Linked DNA regions of Mus musculus: region 2 is linked to region 1. A link is a contact called in ENCODE Hi-C data. All regions are on one chromosome and are shown on one strand. Each heading gives the region's core, a stretch centred on a gene start or an enhancer-like site at or near the end of the contact. The rest is flanking DNA. Distances are from core to core; before and after follow the strand shown. Region 1 overlaps Gm31775 (a long non-coding RNA gene). Region 2 holds the start of 4931406H21Rik (RIKEN cDNA 4931406H21 gene).

Region 1 (5,602 bases), core at 587-3,086:
GCTACCACCTGGACGCTTCAAGCTCTGGAATGACTTGGAGATATGCTATTCCTATTCACAAGGTTGTTGTAAGGATATACTCACAGGAGTGGCTTCTCAAAGGTCCCTTCCTTGGGTGCCTCCCTTCCTGTTTGGTCCCGAGTCATCATCCAGGCATATGCTGAGCACCCCAGCTATGCTAAGCACCCAGGAGGCTGGGGAAAGCAAAGCCCATTCTCACTACCCTGCAGGTCAGAACACAAACCACGGCCAACAGATGAGCCAGTGATTACAAGCGTGCATGCTGCTGTGGAGAAGTCTCAAGTGGCCTGAGAGTCCAACTTATCTTCTGGGGTTCATGGAGAGACAGGGGTGGTCATGAAAGAATTCTGAGGAACAGTCATTCTCGTGAGAAGTAAGGACTGTGAGAAGAAAAGTTGGGGGGGGGGTCACACTCCATGACATGTATGTGGAGGTCAGAGGACTTGTCAAATTGGCTGTGTCACTGCATCACATGGGTTCTGAGGATCAAACTCAGGTTATCCGCCTCGATGACAGGCATCTATACCTCCCTGAGCCACCTCAGTAGCTCTGTATTTTAAATTTCAAAAGGAACATCTTGGGCTGGGGATGTGACTTGAATGAGTGCTTGCCCAGTGTACTGGCTGGTTTTGTGTGTCAACTTGACATAAGTTAGAGCCATCAAAGAGGAAGGAGCCTCCGTTGAGGAAATGTCTCCATAAGATGCAGCTATAAGGCATTTTCTCAATTAGTGACCGATTGAGGGGGGTAGCCCTGAGTTTTATAAGAAAGCAGGTTGGGCAAACCTTGGGAAGCAAGCCAGTAGGCAGCATTTCTTCATGGCCTCTGCATCAGCCTCTGCCTCCAGATCATGCCATTTCAGTTCCTTCAGTGATGCACAGCAATGTGGAAGTGCCAGCCAAATCAATCCTTTTCTCTCCAACTTGACTTTTGGCCATGTTGCTTTGTTGCAGCAAGAGAAACCTTAACTATGATATCTAGCGTACAGGGATCCGTAGGTTCTGTCTCCAGTACCACATGAAACTGGATGTAGTGGTATTCTGGTAATCCCATTTCTCAGGAAATAGAGGCAGGAGGATCAGAAGTTTACAGACTCATCCTCTCTTCCATAGTAAATTTGAAGTGACCCTAGTCTACACGAGACCCTGAACAAAAACCAAAGAACCTTAAAAATAGCTGAGAATATAGCTCAGTGGTAGATCATTTGCCTAACATAGATTTAATTCCCAGTTTCACAGAAACTGCAAAGTGGTACTTGTTTTCTTTTGTTATCCATGATGCTCTGGGTCCTCTCTGGGTCCCGACTGGATACAAAGCTTGGCAGAGTTCAGGCAACTGTTTAAAGTGCTGCAGTGTTCGCATATAGCCTGTCAAACCTTCCTTGGCACACAGAGTCAGATGCCTCAGTGCTCAGTGCTGTGGGAAGAGCTACGACACTGTGTTTTTTCCAGAAACAGTGAGGACAAAAAAGACAACCCATGTCCAGAGTAGATCTGACGTTTATTCCAAGTATGTTTGCTCCAGAATCAGTTGACCTTGGATTTGAACCCACAGACAGGGAAAGGGACACATGCTCCTTAAAGAGGAATCCTAAAGATATCTTCTGTGCCCACAGCGGAGGGTGGAAGTGGTGAGGCCAGTTAAGATGTCCATGGAACAATCTAGGGAAATGACAACCTTAGATTAGGCTAAGAAGTAGGCTTCCAGGAGAGAAGTGGCCATTGCTCATGGAAAAAGTACCCTCAGACCTGTGACCTGTGCAGCAGGGGTGAGGCGCTAAGACCACAGTGGAGGCTCTTTGTTTCACTTCCCTGAGTGGAGAAAGCTCAGCTGGGCAGCAAGCCAGGTGTGGAAAGAGAAGATGAAGCCATTTTCTGTTGGGTGTAGCCCTCTGCTTAGAGCAGAGATGTTAGCAAGGTTCACACAAATCACACAAGGCTTTCTCCAGCTTCCGGAGCTCTGGGCGCCCCTTGTCAGGAACTGACTCCCAGTGGGAACTAACAGAGAAATAATGGCTAATATTTCATCAGCGTGGCAGGAAGATCATCCCATGTTTCTAGAAACATTAAAAAAGAGACTGAGGCTTTGGAGGGAGAACAGCCCTGATTCTCATTAGCAATTGCAAATAAGAGTGCCCAAACACTGCTTGCTCTATGAGGCTTTTGTTTGTCTGCAAGAAAGAAAGTACCTGTTTCAGAGCCAAGAGACCCTGAGCTAGCACTCAGGAGCCTGGTAGGACCCTGCTGCTCACTTGCTCCCTTAGAGTCTCTAAGCAGCTCAGCTTCTGAGTATGTTGGAGGAGGAGGCTGAGGGACTCTTCCATTCAGAGGTGGGCATGAGTCACTTTCTGCAGAACATGGAGTGTTCTGCCAACTCAAGAGCAGATTCACCAACATGGGAAGGGCGTGGATGATATGTCTTGCTATTTCTGTGGAGTGCTCTCTCAAGACCTGAGCCCACTACATTCCAGACTCTATCCTGGACCACAATGGCTAAGATTCACAGCAGCAGGCACTATTGTAAGCTATTTGTATTTAATCCTCACAATAGCTCCAGGATATGGATACTTCCATATGCCTGGTTTAGAGAGGAAGAAGGTAAGCTGAAAGGAGGCAGATTCAGTTGGCCGAGTGAATCCCACCGCCCATCTGCCCATCTGACTTCCTGCCTATCTTACTTTCCAACACTCTTACCCTCACCTTGTCCTGCCTCTTGAGACCTGTGAGTCTCCAAAGGTCTTTCACACACTCCCAGCTGAAGTTTGGGTGTAAGCCCAGAAAAGAACTGAGGTTCCCAAAGCCCCCAAAGACCTGGGTGCAAATCCTGCTGCTACCACTTGGGGACACACAGCCCTGAGCATCTTTTGGCTTACGTGGGTATTTTTTTCAATTGATTGTGTTCTAGCATGACTTGTGCAGAGAAAGAAGGTTGGTTGAGGAGAAGCCAGGCTCTGGGGTGGGCCAGATGCTCTCCCACCAGCCTCCTCTCTGGCCACTCACTAAAGGGATCCTCAGGCTCCTTGAAATACTCTGTTCCCCTCATGGGCTTTAGTCTTTGTCTCCCAGCCTCAGGCCACCTCTGCTAGGAAGCCCTCCATCATTCTATGCCTTGAGTGCTCCTCTCCAGGCATCCAGGGCTCTCTGGACCTGCCATCCATCTGGAAATACAGCACACAATGGCTACCCGATATTTCAGGGTATCACAACTTCTGCTGTCACTAAGGGTAGGAGGATGACGATGGTCAATTTCTTCAGCTTGCATTCAAAACATCCCCCTTCCCCAGTCTTCATGCTCTGGAGAAGCCTGTGACCTCATTTCTGTAACCTCCCCCATCCATTGTCCCTATGCACACACAGGACCTTTGTCCAAACCCACTTCCCAGCCCCCCACCCAGGGGCCAGGAGGGGGGGTACATTCTGAAATACAAGGATATTCTTGCCAAACTGCCCTGGGGACAGTCCTTGAAAGGGAGACCTGAGGCCAGGCAGAGGGGTCAGGTTACTAGAGAGATAATCTGATTATATCCAGTCAATGGGGGTGGGGGGTGGGGGTGGGGAGGGAGAACCAGAGCCTTGAGCCTGGAAAAACTGGAGAAATAAACCAACCAGGAAGCCCCAAGTGGGGACGGAATGCAGAAGCCAAAAGTCCTGAGTCGCCCTTTCCACTTCACCCTCATCCGAACCTCCAAACCTGGGGTCCCTAAACAGGCTACGATGCCTCTCAGAAGGCCAGTATCTTATTGTAAGCCAGGCTAGGCCCCTTCCTCCTTTCCCCAGGTCCTCCAAGGGATCCCATGTGAAGCTCAAGGGGAGGGCCAAGTCCTAAGCTCCCTGAGCAGTCTAAATGTGGCTTCTCTTTATCCCCTCTCCATACATCAAGCAGAGTAAAGTGGCCCCAGTGCTCTCTGGGGGGCTGGTGAGCACCCCCAGCCCGGCAGCAAGCAGCTGGCCTGTCAACCTGAGAGGGAAGCCGCCCCCAGGGAGGCTCCTAATTTAATCAGCTTCACAAATCAGCTCGATGGGCTTAATTGATCTCTTTCGCTCCTAATATTGTCGCTGTCACTGTCTGAGTTGTGTCTTCCCAGCTAGCCCTGTGCATCAGGCTCAGCTCAGACAGCTGGAGGGGGTGGGGAGGGTGCATCCGTCAGCCTGAGTCCCAGAGACACCTTCAAGGGATATGAACAGGAAACTGAGAAGGGCAAACAAAGCCAGAGACCTTCCTAGAGAACTAGGCTCCCATGGGTCACCTGTCTGGTGCCTCAGACACACACTTGAGGGCCCACTTGAGCTTCAGTTTTCTCATTTATAAAAAGCACAGTAATCTACCCTTTACAATTTATGTTCCCCACGTGTTTGCTCAATGTGTGTTCTAGGCATGGTGGTAGGTAGACCTAAGGAGCAATAGTAAGCGGAAACGAACCTGTCCTGACACCTGTTGGGCTAACAGATGTCCTCCCCCAGGGTGACACCCTCTGTGGAGCATACAGTGTAGAGAAGGCCACTGATGTTGACATGGTAAGCATATGAAACACTCAGGATATACAGAATGCAGTAGGCTGAAGAGGATAGCCCTGGTGCTAATGCAGTAGGCTGAAGAGGATGGCCCTGGTGCTGGGGGTCAGGGACAGGGGAGAGGGGAGGAAGGGCTTCCAGCTGAAGTGATGCTTAGCCAGAGATGGAAAAGAGAAAGAGAAAGCCCTTCCCAGACAAAAGCCTCTCTGAAGGCTGGCTCAAGCTGACCAGTATAGACAGAGGCTGAGTGTTCAGGGTACAGGTCAGACAAAGTCAGAGCAGGAACTTCTAGACCACTGGACTCCTACTTTGTCGGAGATACCCTCATGAGAACGGTGTTTATTGTCTCCCATGAAGCACACACTCTTTTTACCTGCATGTAAGTAATTTAAAAGATTGATGAGACAGTCACCCTTCCCACATTAAGTGTGACTATACATAACACACACAAGCACACCTACAGAGAGAGAGAGAGAGAGAGAGAGAGAGAGAGAGAGAGAGAGGGAGAGAGGGAGAGAGAGAGAGAGAGAGAGAGAGAGAGAGAGAGAGAGAGAGAGATATTCTAGCCTGTTCTCTTTCTTTAAGACTATGCAGGTCAGGAGCCACAGCATTGATTTCCAGTCCTTTGTATGTGTGTATGTGTATGTTTGGGGGGCGGGGGCGGGGGTGGTGGTGAAGGAATGGTATGTTCTGCTGGTTTTGCAGACACTATTTGGGAATCCTAATTGAACCTCAGAAGCCATGGGATACTTCGGTTCTGTTCTCTGGGGTGATCTAATGGCATTGTTGGTTGAAGTGTCACCTGACTGCTTCATGGGAGTCATTTGGAGAACAGGAATGGAGGCAAGGAGGCCCCAGGAGCAAGGCTGGAGGCCCCAGGAGCAAGGCTGGAGGCCACAGGAGGAAGGCTGGAGGCGGAGCTCATTTGGATTGACAGCTCTGTAAACTAAATGGGGTACCAGCTCAGATCCCATATCCTAAAATCTGAGATACAAGGCTATGTGTGGAAAGTTACACACCTGACCTCTCTTGCCAGGCTTCAGTACAAACACAGGCAGACTAACAGACTT
Region 2 (5,735 bases), core at 1,603-4,102, 810 kb before region 1:
GCTTTTGCCCCTAGGCAGAGCTACCTGTGTGTTGGAAGGCTAGCCCATCCTCTCCATCCCTCACCCCAGACAGCCCTCAAGTAAGGATGGAGAAGGGACTAAGCGATGGTGACTAAGTACTTCTTCTGTGGCTCCTCACTGGTGAGAGTGAGGGGGTGAGTAACAGAGCCGCAGGCAGGCTGAGCCCCAGGAGCCCATGGCACATACCATGCCTAACAGCCACACTTCGCTGCGGTCTCTCCCTCTCACCCATGCTCCTACTTCTCTACAGTTTAGCTGGAGCCTTGACCTCCCCCACCACACACATCCTGGATCCCTTCCCCTCTACTCGCAGGCGCCAGTGCCTGGACTTCTATGCAGAAAGCTCAAGCCCTGCATCATCTGGTAGGGTCACAGCTGCAGATGTAGACACCTCCTACCGTGGGTGGATGCCCTCATCCCCTCCCTATCCCCTTCAGCCTCTTGGTTTGGATGGGCTTAGAAAGTAGACACCTGGCTGAGCCCCAGGCAGCCCTGGCCTTGCACAAGTCTCTCTCGTAGGGCGGGGAGAGATGAGCTAATTCTGTGAGAGGCAGGAAGAATGGCCTTCTGACAAGAAGAGGCCTGTCCCCTCTGGCTCTTGGGGCACTATTGCAAGCTGCCTGTATAGAGAAACAGCTGAGCCGCCTAGGAGTTGCTTCTGTTCTGAACACCCCTAACAACTCCAATGAGCTCCGAAGGAATAGAGGGAAGGGTGGGAACACACCCACCTCCTTTGTAGTTGATAGATCTTGTAAGTCAATATTTTGGGACAGTGCTTATTTTCTGTGCCTAGTGTACTCAAGGGCAGCTTCTGTACCTGACAACTCTAAAACTAACTAACTAACTAACTAACTAACTAACTAACTAACTCTCTCTCTCTTTCACACACACGCATACACACACACTTACATGCTTTCTCCCTGTCTCTGCTACCTCTGTCTCTGTCTCTCTCTCTCACTCTCTCACACACACATTCCTAAATAAATAAAAACAATCTGCTCAGTCTATATAGTGCTACTTATACAGATGTTTTGAGGGCTGACCACTTAGTGTTGGACGGCCATTCGGTATGCTCTTCCTTGGTAAGCTGGTTGGTGTTTTTAAAAGGTTAACCTGACGACATCCCAGGCATTCCCACATGGCCCTTGTTTTTAGTGGCCACTGTGGCCATGGAGAAACTCAGCCCTTTCCCTGAGTGCAATGCTCTTCCCACATCTGCCTGCTTTCTAACACAGCTCTGCCTCTTCTCCAAAGTGAGGTTTTAATACCCTGGGGATCATCCAACTGCCCTCCCCCCAGTTCCTTAGCCTGGGAATGCTGGGCCCACAAGTTTCCTCCCACTGGTCCTCTTTGTTGAAGAGCAGAGCAAGGTTACAGGAGCCCATGGCACAGCCCTCAGCGAGATGGGAGTTGGGGGAACCAGGGTCATTGCCCCAGTCTTCCTGGGTCACTCAGGAGGAGGGATAGCTTCCTGGGGCCCAAACTGGACTCGCTTTCAAGCAAATTCTGTCACTAGCACTGAGAACTATAGGGCTGGAGTCTGTCTGTCCCTCTCAGAGCCTCGATTTCCTCCTCTGTAAATGGGTGTGCTAACAACAGAGCCCCAGTGACCTCTCCCATGGCACAGAGAACACAGGTTTTGGCCACAACACATATCTGATGGTTAGTCAGTTCCCACAGGCTGGCAGTAAAATCCAGAGCCATTTCCATGGGATCTGGCCTGGGAGGGGCGAAGGCCCGGCAGAAGGAAGGAAGCCAAGCCCTCCCCCACAGCCCAGCTCTGCAGAGTTCACATGGGGGTGGGGGTGGGGATGGTGTCCAGGAGGAAGTCTGTCCCTGGCCTTGAGAAGGTGCCCCAGCCTGCCAGGCAGGCTGGTGTTTCAAGGACAAGGCCTTGCCTTCCTGCTATCTCTGGGGGAACTGGCAGCCACTAACAAATCCCCTGCAATCTGCACCCACCAATCCTGCCTGCTCGCTGGGCAGCCAAGAGCCGTTTTTCACGGGGAGCTGCACACAGCTTTGTCTTAGAGAGACAGCTCTGGCGGGTGCCCCTGAATGGGGCTATTTGTCCTCCATGCTGAAGGGAAGGCAGCTGAATGCTCTGTTGGGGTGGGCAGAGGCAGAGAGGGTGGAGAAAGGCTATGGGGGAGGGTGAAGGTAGAGATAGCAGCCACGACACTATGAGAGACCAGAAGTGCTGTCCACCACGGAGGTGTCTCAGAGTCACCATGCAGCTCGGTGAGTGCAAAAAAAAATCTTGTTTCCACAGCAATGGGACACTGGTATATGACCGGCCTTCCCTGGTGTAAAGAGCCCTGGCTGGTAGAAGTTGAAATGACCTGACTGGTTTTGGGTGCCTTTGTCCCATCCCAGCCCCACGACAAATTAACTACGGGGCTGCCACACTAGTGCCGTAGAAGGCCCCATTCCAGCCCCTATCCCTGAACTGAGAGCTCTAGAGTGAGACCCAGTATCTCTTAAGAGCCTCTTCCACAGATCACAGGCAGAGAGAGGCAAGGCATGTCTCAGTGTCTCCACTAAGACCAGCTGACATCTGACAGGCACATGACTCATTAGGGAAACAGAGCAGGCATGCATCTGGGGACTTAAAGCCAGCAAGCGACATTATTTCCACTCCCGTTCTGGGACCTGGGCTGCTGTACTGGAAGGTGTGCTTAGAACAGAGGTCAGAGGTCAGAGAACCCAGTAGACTTTACCCATCTTGGGGATGCAGACCCAAGGTTTCCATTCAAAGGATGCAGAACATCTGCGTGATGGTGCTACTCCACGAAGAGCAAGTAAGTGCACATAACTAACAGGCATGTCCTAAAACCACACAGCAGTCCCACGTCCACAGCCAGCTCTGGGCAGCCTGGCTGTGTTAAGATTGGCAAACACCCTCTGCCTGTCCCCACTTGAATCATTCCTCTGCCTCCTGTGGTCCCTTCTCCAAAAGCTTGCTGGTGCCTGTCAGGATGGCCTGGGTATTCTTGATGCCTCCCACAGTAGCTGGGTGCCTATTCTACCAATAGTCCCTTTAAACCACCCAAGCATCCAAGCATTGGCTATGCCAGGGAGAAAAAAGAAGACAAAAAAAAAAAAAAAAGCAGCTGGCACCCCCACCTGTGCCCCAGCCCCATTATGGATAGCTTGGGGCGCATCTTCCTTTCCTTTGGTCCCTGGGCTGCTTACCTTCTGGGCTCTGACATTCTCTATTCTGCTATTTCAACATGTGCTGGCTGCTCAGAGGGTCAGCTGAGGCTACATAGATCTATTCAAGCATAGACACCAGCGGAGGCATGCAGGCAACTCTTGGGGACCCTCGGACATGGCGACTGCCTGGTTTCTCGCTCCCATGTAGGCTGAACAGAAGGCTGAACCACTGAGTGAGCGCCCAAGAGGCTGACATTACAGTACAGCCTGCCAAGTTACTCTGGGCTGGCATGCGGTGGTGGAGGGGGCTGATGGGCATTGCTACAGCCTTGGAGGAGAGCCTGGGATGTGTCAGGTGCTGGGGGCTGGGCAGGTGACCTTCTATCTAGGAAGGGGTGGGGGGTGTGGGAGGGTGCAGCCGGCCCCTCAGGAGCCTCAAGATGAGGATGCAAGTGCATGTGCGCATGCGTGCTCCTGCTCCCGTGCGCGCAGAGGCTAAAGGCTGCAGCAGAACAAAGAGTTGGGGGCTGGGCATCAGAGGGCCCCACGTGGAGGCGGCTGCCTGGGCGGCTTGCTGTAGTGTCTGGGCTGTGCTCAGCTCTGCATTCCGTCTCTGTCTCTCTCATTTTCGTGCCATACAGTGCTGCCCCCAGGCCTGAGCCTGCTCACCGTCACCACCCTGCTCACTGCCACAACCACGCACACAGCCCAACTCTTTGGTAGCATTCTTGACAAAGCATCTCCCCTCACAACATGATCTCATTGCAGGGCCTTCTCAGGCCCCAGCCTGGCCTCCTGACAGGCGAGACAGAAGGCAGAAGGGTGGGAGAGGCGCCCATAGATGCAGCTAGTTGCGCGTGCACACACTGCTCAGCCATTCCGTAACAGTCATACACCACCCCCAGAACCCACACACATCTGTGAACACCTATAGGTCTCTGTGCACTGAAACCCCTCCACCATCACAGGACTCCTCAGGTACATGTGTTCATACTCAACAGTCAGACATACCAGGCATGAGCATACACGAGTATGCAAACAGACAGACAGACATGTGCATGTGCATGACATACAGCCACACACACAGAGATGCAGACCTTGTACACACATACCCATACAGTCAGACATACCAGGCATGAACATATATGATCATGCAAACACACATATATACATACATATACACATTACATACATATGTACATAAATACACACATAATACAATGTACACATGCATGACATACAGCCACACACAGACCATGTACATACCCACACAGCCAGAAATACCAGGCATGAATACACAGGGAGATGGCCTTGAACACACTTATAGCACTCCACACTCACAATGCACACATGCACGATACTTATAGCACTCGACACTCACAATGCACACAGGCACGATCCACAGCCACGAGACGCACATACTTCACATAAAGACACACATGCATGCACAGCCATACACATGTAGAGCCACATGTACCCAGTGTGGGGTTAAAGTCTGAGAGCAAGGAAACTCGGAAAGTCACAGAAAGTCAAGGAAGATAGATATGGCCAAGAATAATGAGGAAGGGACAGTCAGCAGAGGCCCTCAGGGAGGAAGGACAGCAACACTGCACAGGCAACTAGACAAAGTGGAGCCTAGGCAAATGGGGCAGACGGGGGGGGGGGGGGGGAGCAGCTGGGGTGCCATAGTCTCTGAGCACAGAGTGCCAGGACCAAGGCCTCTTGGGAGACTTAGGAAAGCCATGTGCACCAGAAGGGCAGGTTACATCTGGTCATGGACCCACTTATCCACAGAGCTAAGGGGGAGTGATGTGCATTTTGGGCGGAAAGGAGGGGTCAGGAGATGTGTTGCAGACAGACACACGGAGAACGACGGCTGGAAAGTGGCATGTGCTGGTGTCCACCATGTCAAGTACCACCTGGGCATCTTTCCTGGCCCACATTGAGAGAGCCAGCCCTCTGAGTTCCCAGAGGCATCTGTGCACCAGGGCTGCAAGCCTCCAACCACAGGTCTGAGCCAGGCAAGGTGGCTGAGAGATCAACCTTGGGCCCAGCAAGCCCCTCATCCCTTGAAAGAAACCAGCTGAGAGCCTGCAGCCTATCAAGCAGGGATGCCCTTACACACCTAGGGAAGCTGGCGAGTCAGGACTGTTGGGTCTGAGGGGTCTGACAGGTCTGCCTCCTAACAAGGGGACATTCCACTTCTGCCAAGGCACAGGCATGCTGGCTTACCAGCTGACAAAGGAGTTACATGGACAAAGGAACAAACGGACGACACTTTGCCTTAGGCCCAGCACGGGAAGGGGTGCTGTGAACTGTGACCTTGCCCAGCTGTGACGCAGACAGGGAGAACAAACCTGAGTGTCAGAATCAGAATGCTGAAAATGGCTCTTGGAAAGTGCAGCATCCTGCTGCCGTGCCAAGCGAGAGGATGCTTGGATCCTAGACAGGAGTCAGCTGAGATGGAGCAGGCAAAGCCCTCAGAGGAGGCTGCAGTCCCGGTTCCAGCTGGATCGTTTGTTAGCTGTGTGACCGCAGACAACCCCCAAGACTTTTCTGAA

What was found. A loop is a pair of places that touch in the nucleus more often than their neighbours do.
Region 2: a loop to region 1 is called in a map of v-Abl transformed pro-B cells, with 3 times the contacts of the local background. The contact joins the promoter of 4931406H21Rik here to the enhancer-like site in region 1. A Hi-C loop is called at or near these places in 2 of 37 maps with a recorded cell type or tissue (T-helper 17 cell and v-Abl transformed pro-B cells).

Annotation. Positions count from the first base shown.
Region 1 is chr14:24,768,610-24,774,211 of GRCm38, reverse strand. It overlaps Gm31775 (a long non-coding RNA gene), which reads right to left. Exons shown (of 3, transcript XR_874414.2): 3 at 1,503-1,682. Among named protein-coding and RNA genes, the nearest start is that of Gm31838, 9.7 kb to the left of the region's middle. Within about 2 kb of position 1,836, at least 2 of the 3 ENCODE cell types and tissues checked have a DNase peak (open chromatin) inside an H3K27ac peak, as active enhancers do.
Region 2 is chr14:25,583,921-25,589,655 of GRCm38, reverse strand. It overlaps 4931406H21Rik (RIKEN cDNA 4931406H21 gene), which reads right to left and starts at 2,852. Exons shown (of 1, transcript NR_033492.1): 1 at 1-2,852. All of the region lies in intron 6 of Zmiz1 (zinc finger, MIZ-type containing 1), which reads right to left. It overlaps Gm32497 (a long non-coding RNA gene), which reads left to right. Exons shown (of 4, transcript XR_003951081.1): 4 at 1-5,735. RefSeq lists an enhancer at 1,200-4,494.